2 separate regions of the Mus musculus genome follow, and region 1 is linked to region 2. The links are chromatin contacts, found by Hi-C or POLR2A ChIA-PET in ENCODE. All regions are on one chromosome and are shown on one strand. The core of a region is the stretch at or near the end of the contact, and the rest is flanking DNA. Distances in the headings are between cores, read along the strand shown.

Region 1 (3,033 bases), core at 452-2,951, 43 kb before region 2:
AGGCAGAGGCAAGCAGATTACTGAGTTCGAGGCCACCCTGGTCTACAAAGTGAGTTCCAGGACAGCCAGGGCTATACAGAGAAACCCTGTCTCGAAAAACAAAAACAAAAAAATGTGTGGCTGTGCAGTGGTGGTGCTCACCTTTAATCCCAGCACTCGGAAGGCAGAGGCAGGAGGGTCTCTGAGTTTGAGACCAGCCAGGTCTACAGAGTGAGTTCCAGAATATCCAGGGCTATACTGAGAAACCCTGTCTCAAACATAGATGGATGGAAAGATAGGTAGATAGATAGATAGATAGATAGATAGATAGATAGAAAGAATAAAAAGAAAGGTCTGTATTTAAATATTAAAATAGTCTCAAAAGATCCTAGGCTAGACAAGCAGACTCATTTTACATGAAAAATAAAAGTTGCTTAAAGACAGTGTAAAGTTCTGAGACTTCTGTCTTCACACAGCAAAACCACGCTCTGAAGAAGACAAAACTCTCTGTAGACCTGATACCTGACTGTCCCCTTGTAAGAACCACCTGGAACCACAGCCCTGTATGTAAAATGGTTAAACTATAGCCAACTAAGGCTGTTTCCATAAAAGGAAACCTCAAAAGGGAAGAAGAAAAATCACATTGGGGGAAAATGCTATAGAGCAGGCCTTTTCTTCTCTAAGGGGGTCAAAGGCTTAGATCTCTTTCCCAACACTCACTTTGGGGTGCATCTTGCAGCCATTAAAACACTTATTTTCCCCTAAGCCCCACTTCATCCACGACACTCAGGAGAGTATCCGTTACCTCTTTGACCAGTATCTGGAATAGTACCCACCTGGCCATCCTCTCATTTTTTTGCCTGGTACTCCATTGGGAATAAAAGATCTGTGAAGCAGGCACTAGTGGCATAACCGTGCAGTCCCTCCCAGCTCTCCGGAGGTGAGGCAGAGGGATCAGGAGTTCAAGCTCAGCCTTAGCTGCACAGTGCAGTTGAGGACAGCCTGGGCTACAGGTAACCTTGTCTCAAAAACAAAACAACAAAATCCTATGAATTTAAAAAAAAAAATTAGCCCTCTGATTTAGGACTTGGAAACGTGTGGCAAGATTGGCTAATGTCTGTTTAATAAAGGCCATAAAACTACATAAAAAGCTAGCAATGAATGTGTGCTAGAACTGTGATAATTCAGATTTCTGCTCACGTGCGCATTTTCATATATGTGGTGCATTCTTTTAAATCCAGACAGACTCACGCGACCTAAACTAATTTGAAATGTAGACAGCGCTTCAATCCGCTTGGTTTCTCTGAGGAAATAAACTCGCGAAACAAACCTCCTTTAAGCGGAGACTCTTAGGGAGGACACTGGGCGCGCACGCCCTCTCTTATAAAAATGTATTCTTGTCGCTATTTGATTGGTTGGCTCCTCCAGGTCTCCCTAGCTCATTGATCTATGTTTCAGTCGATCATTTCTAGACCCTAGCACCCTATTGGTCCATTGCGACGCTCCGGCAGGAGGCGTTCCCCAGTGACGTAAAAGACCCTCTCCGCCCACATTCCGAGGACTAGGCGGAGACTTCGCGCGACTCTCCCTCTGGGGGAGGGACATGGATGAGAAAGGGACTTTTGATACGGTATAGATGGCAAGACGGGCGTTCGATTGGTCACTGGCCTGGAAGGAGGTGGGGTCGCCTCTGGATCCAGGGGCAGAGCTCAAGAGCCCAAGGGAGTCTCAAAGTTTGTCTGGAGCCCTAGTGGGGAGTGGGCTTGTTGCGCGAGGACTTTCTTGGGATGAGCGCTGCCTTTTTGCCTTCCTTTTGGATGCACAGCCCGATTTAACCCCTGCACCTTCCGCCCGATCCCAGCAGGCTTGTCCTCCCCGGGGAGTCACAGATTTCCGAGGACAAGGGTCGCGTAGCCTTCGGCAGGGCTCTCCCGAGTTCCTGCTCCAGTGCATAAGTTCCACGCGCGCACACGCCAAGTACACGGGGAGAAGCGTCTCACCGGCCCGCGGCGGCTCTGCGCGGTCCCCTCCTGCCTCAGCATCCTCGGCCCTGCGCGGCGCCCACCGCCATGGAGGTGCTGGAGAGCGGGGAGCAGAGCGTCCTGCAGTGGGACCGCAAGCTGAGCGAGCTGTCAGAGCCCGGAGAGACTGAGGCCCTCATGTACCACACGGTGAGGACCCGTGGTCCGGGCAAAGGGAGTCGGGGGTGAGGAGAAAAGCGGGTTTTGTCACCAGCTGGGTCCTGGGAGGCAGCGTTTGGGGAAGGGCATGACTATATTAAGAGGTCTGGGGATGGGAGTTTTCTTCTATGAACACATTAAGGTGCACAGCTGGAGCCTTTAAACTTTCTTCCGAATAAGTGACCCTTTGTATTCCAAAGCAGTTTATAGTGTTTTCCTGTCGGTAGCTCCATTTCCTATTGCTAACGGTACAGCAATGCTGGGAAGCGACGTGTTTTGAGAATAATACCTCCGCCCAGTTATATTGATTTTTTTTTTAAAATGGTAAGGTTTGTAAAAAAACACACACAATACACACACATCCAAAATTTGGACAAGCTAATGTAGTATAGTCATCCCATATGTTTTTTGTCCCCATCCCATCCAGTTTCTTTACTTTCTTGTTTATAGCTTTAAAATGTTCGTGTTAAAAGCCTTCCTTCACCGCACGGGAAGGCGGCCGCCTCACTTGGCTGCTTCATCTGCACAGCCTCGAACTGCTTCCTCCCTTTTTCAGGGGAAAATCTGAGGCAACTGCATGTTTCAGAGAGGCTCTGGGGGAGAGGTAGGACAGCTCACCAGTTCCTTCCCCGCAGAGACCTCTTTGGAGACTCAACTGTCAGAAGCGTGAATCATTTAAAGATGTCACTTTCAGCTTTTTGCAAGAGAAAATCTTGTTTGTGATAGCCAGTGCTGGTAATGTGGCTTTGTTCAGAACTCTTAGAAGTTGAGAGGGAGGGGTGGGGGTGGGGGGCACTGAGGGACTGCTGAGGGACTGAGGTAAGGACAGGCTTGGCTGCATTTCTGTCTTAGTGCTGTTAATGGGGTCAGTACC
Region 2 (3,409 bases), core at 705-3,204:
ACCAGAACAGCTTTGTTTATTCTTTAAGCTTGCACCTCAAGCGCGCGCGCACACGCGCGCACACACACACACACACACACACACGCAGCCCTCTGGTTTTCCTCCTGACGAGGTTGCATGTCTGTGTGATATCTCTGGCTGGTGTGAAAGTCATGATGTTTTTCCACTCTGCAAAGGTCCTCTTTGTTTGACTAGCCATGAAGACCTCTCCTTTACTTGGTTGTCTGGCTGCCTGCTGTTTGTTGAGCTAGTTTGCATCAACAGTTGCCTAGACACCATGTGAAGACAGGCTTGGGTAAAGACTTTTCCTTTTTTCCCTTCCTTCTTTTCTTCCTTTCTTCCATTCTTTCTTTCTATCACAGGTGCATTCTGATTAAGATTGGTGTTATAAATAGATCACTGTATATATCCTGGCCTTAAGGTACATGGAAGTCAAACCAGAACCCCATACATGGGGTTACCTCCATGTGCCTGTAGTCAACAATCCAGGATGGTCATAGATGACCCAAACCTTCCTCTTCCACAACTTCCCTCCATGGAGACTCTGTGTTGTAAATTGCTGGCCCTTTTTAAAGAACATTAGCAAAACCAACAGAAAAATTTCAGACACCATTATTCATCTGCCAGCTACTCGGAGCTCAGCCAGGCTTGAGTGTGTGTGACGGGAGAAGGTGGGTGCCCCAAGTTGGTCATGATGCGGGAATGTGTTATATGGAGTGGCCATCAATCAGCCCAGTGATACGCAGGTTTTCAGCAGAGCAACACTAGGAGCTAATCCTCTTTTAAAAGCAGTTACAGTGACTTAGAGGGACAAACTCCCTAACCCTGAATTCTGTTACTTCCCAGGAAACAAATCATGATGGAGTCAAGAGACACCAGTGGGCACACCTTCAAAGTTCTTATTAAATGATTCAAGGATTCTTAAACTCCTGGGCAGGGAACTAAATGATTGTGGCCGGACCTGGGGTCAAAGGAGAAAGAGATGCCAGGAAAGGATAGTGTTGGTAAAGTCAGCAAATATTGACTAAGCACCTCCTACTCGCAGAATTTCCCTTATAGGTGGGGTAGGGTCACTGTCAAACAGTCAACAAAGTAGGAGTCAGATAATAAAGTCCAGAACAGATAAATGTTAATTTCAGATAATGACAAGAGCAAATGTGGATGATAAAACGGTTTTGTGACCCCAGGGTAGGCATAGGCACCGACTTCTGGAGCTGGCTTTTGATATGGGCTGCTGGGGGCCTGGGAGGGGTTTGGAATCAACAGCCAGGAGATGGGGAAGGAGGTGCATCATGGAAGAGATAGAAATCCAGACGCAGAGGATGTGCAGGGCTTAGACAACAAACTATGTCCAAGTTTCCCAGATGGTCTTAATTGCCTTTGGGGGGGGGGACGCCTAGCAGGGTATTAGTCACAGAAATGACAATAAGGATATGTAGATTTTCCCTGTAATCGCTTCTTGCTATTTGCAAAATAGCAAGTCCCACAAAGTCATTGAACTATCTAATAGCAGAGGAGAGAAATGTGAAGATTCTCATAAGCCTCTCATGCCAGCATTTTTATCAGCCAGTTGATACATAGTCTTAATAGTGTGTGCATCTGTTTAGGGACACCTCATTCAATGAGTTCTGCTGGCTTGTTTACACTGGACTACGGTCCAGAGCACCATACCTTGTTTGGATGGCACTTATCTAGCCTAAGGATGGTTTCTGTGAGGCACGTCATCATCTCCTTGCTTTGGGGAGCAAAGGCACCTCACAACTGTGCCTGGAGCTGCTTCAAACAGCAGACTGACTCATCGACAGTGCACAGATGTGTAAACACGACACTGAACAGACCCCGCAGAGGACACCGTTTCCGGTGTGAGGATGGAGTCAGGCTGCTGGCACCCGGAGCCTGAGCAGCAGTGACCTCAGTTTTCCGTGCTTTGCACAGACTCGCAAGAGACTCCCACTGGGAGGGGGGGTGGCAAGTAAACCCTAGCAAGCAAATGAGTCACAAATACGGAGTCTGTGGGTAGTACAGTGTGTCCCACTGTCCTCCTGACTGGTGCTACATGGTTGACAGTATGGTAAGTGGCTTGCCATGAATGCAGCTCTATTCACAGAGCCAACTCTTGAAAGCCCGAGGAGGAGGTAGCTGAAAAGGCCGAGGTAGGTAAGAAACAGCCCCATATGTCTTAGGAAGGTTGAGGGCAGTCATTTGCCTTTCACTTAGGAGGGAGCTTCATGTGCTGTGGACTAGCTGCCCAGAAAACAGTGCAGCTATAAGCTGACTGGAATCATACCTGCCTCTACCTAAAATAATTGGCAAGTATTTTGCCCACTGTCCTGGATAGTGAGTCTTGCCCCTTTCTTTGCTCACTATCATTTGGTAAGAATAGATGTACATGAAAATCGTAGCTCATGTTGCCCACTCGACACAGACAGACATGGTTCTCTATGTACTTATTTCAAAATTGTACGTGCTCATGATGTTCATGCTGCACCCATGCCTTCAACATGAAGGATGAATTAATTAGCTGTGAACTCTAACTTTTCACGGAAGGATGGTCTCGTGGGAAAATGTGGTTCTTACACTCAGGGAAATAGATGCTCATTTTCTGTCTCTGCCCCTCTCTGAGCTGCACAATTTTGGGCCCATTGTAGATCTTTTCTGGGCTCACACTTTCTCATTGGTAAACTGACTAACTAATATGTCTGTTGTAAAGATTTATTAAAATAATATATTTAGCCATTTTCCTCGTCATGCTTCCGTGGCTAGGCCTTAGTGGACAGCTAGCTCTTCGGTGGCTTCCTAGATAAAATGAATGAATCATCGTGTAGACAGCGACCTTTGTCTCCCAGCTGCTCTGCCTGGAGAGGATCACTCCCAATCGAACCGTTATCACATCGTCCGTGTACCCTGGCTTCTGCATCAGTAAACACCTTAGCCTGATGTCACTATTGACTTTCTTCCTTTTAAACACAAATGTTCTAGAGTACACACAGAGGAAGATTCCCTTAGATTCTTTTCCCCTCTAATCTTGAGGGAGATGTTGCCAGGTTTTCTGTGTCCCCTGGTGAGTCAGGGGCTCAGGAACACTCACTTGGTATGACAGACAAATATGAAAGGGATGGACAGCTACTGGTCTAGTGTGGTACCTGTCACATCAAGGGAAAAGTACAGTACCAGGAATGGCTTGAACCACAGGATCCCGACCAGTAGCCAAGTCTTGGAGGTACTCGACAAGGGATATAAAGATTCCCCATTTTATGATAATTTCGCAATTACATGATACTATATGGTTCTTTATACCTAATAAGGACATTTTACAGAATTTATACTTGATTTTAAAACTCTATTTATCATACTGTGGATTGGGCCCAGGGCCATGGGTATGCTAGGTAAGTTCTCTGTTACTGAGCTT

The links. A loop is a pair of places that touch in the nucleus more often than their neighbours do. ChIA-PET counts read pairs that join two places held with the same protein, here RNA polymerase II (POLR2A).
Region 1: a map of adrenal gland shows a loop between it and region 2 (2.4-fold over the local background). The contact joins the promoter of Creb3l2 here to the enhancer-like site in region 2. A Hi-C loop is called at or near these places in 7 of 37 maps with a recorded cell type or tissue (Patski, adrenal gland, gastrocnemius and 2 more). POLR2A ChIA-PET finds 5 or more read pairs at or near these places in 3 of 5 experiments (Patski and embryonic stem cell).

The regions. Positions count from the first base shown.
Region 1 is chr6:37,440,816-37,443,848 of GRCm38, reverse strand. Creb3l2 (cAMP responsive element binding protein 3-like 2) reads left to right here and starts at 1,701. Exons shown (of 12, transcript NM_178661.4): 1 at 1,701-2,150. The coding sequence starts at 2,049. It overlaps Gm33318 (predicted gene, 33318), which reads right to left and starts at 1,339. Exons shown (of 3, transcript NR_166917.1): 1 at 816-1,339.
Region 2 is chr6:37,397,641-37,401,049 of GRCm38, reverse strand. All of the region lies in intron 1 of Creb3l2 (cAMP responsive element binding protein 3-like 2), which reads left to right. Among named protein-coding and RNA genes, the nearest start is that of Gm33275, 19 kb to the left of the region's middle. Within about 2 kb of position 1,954, at least 1 of the 3 ENCODE cell types and tissues checked has a DNase peak (open chromatin) inside an H3K27ac peak, as active enhancers do; it is heart, where a contact is called at or near this core.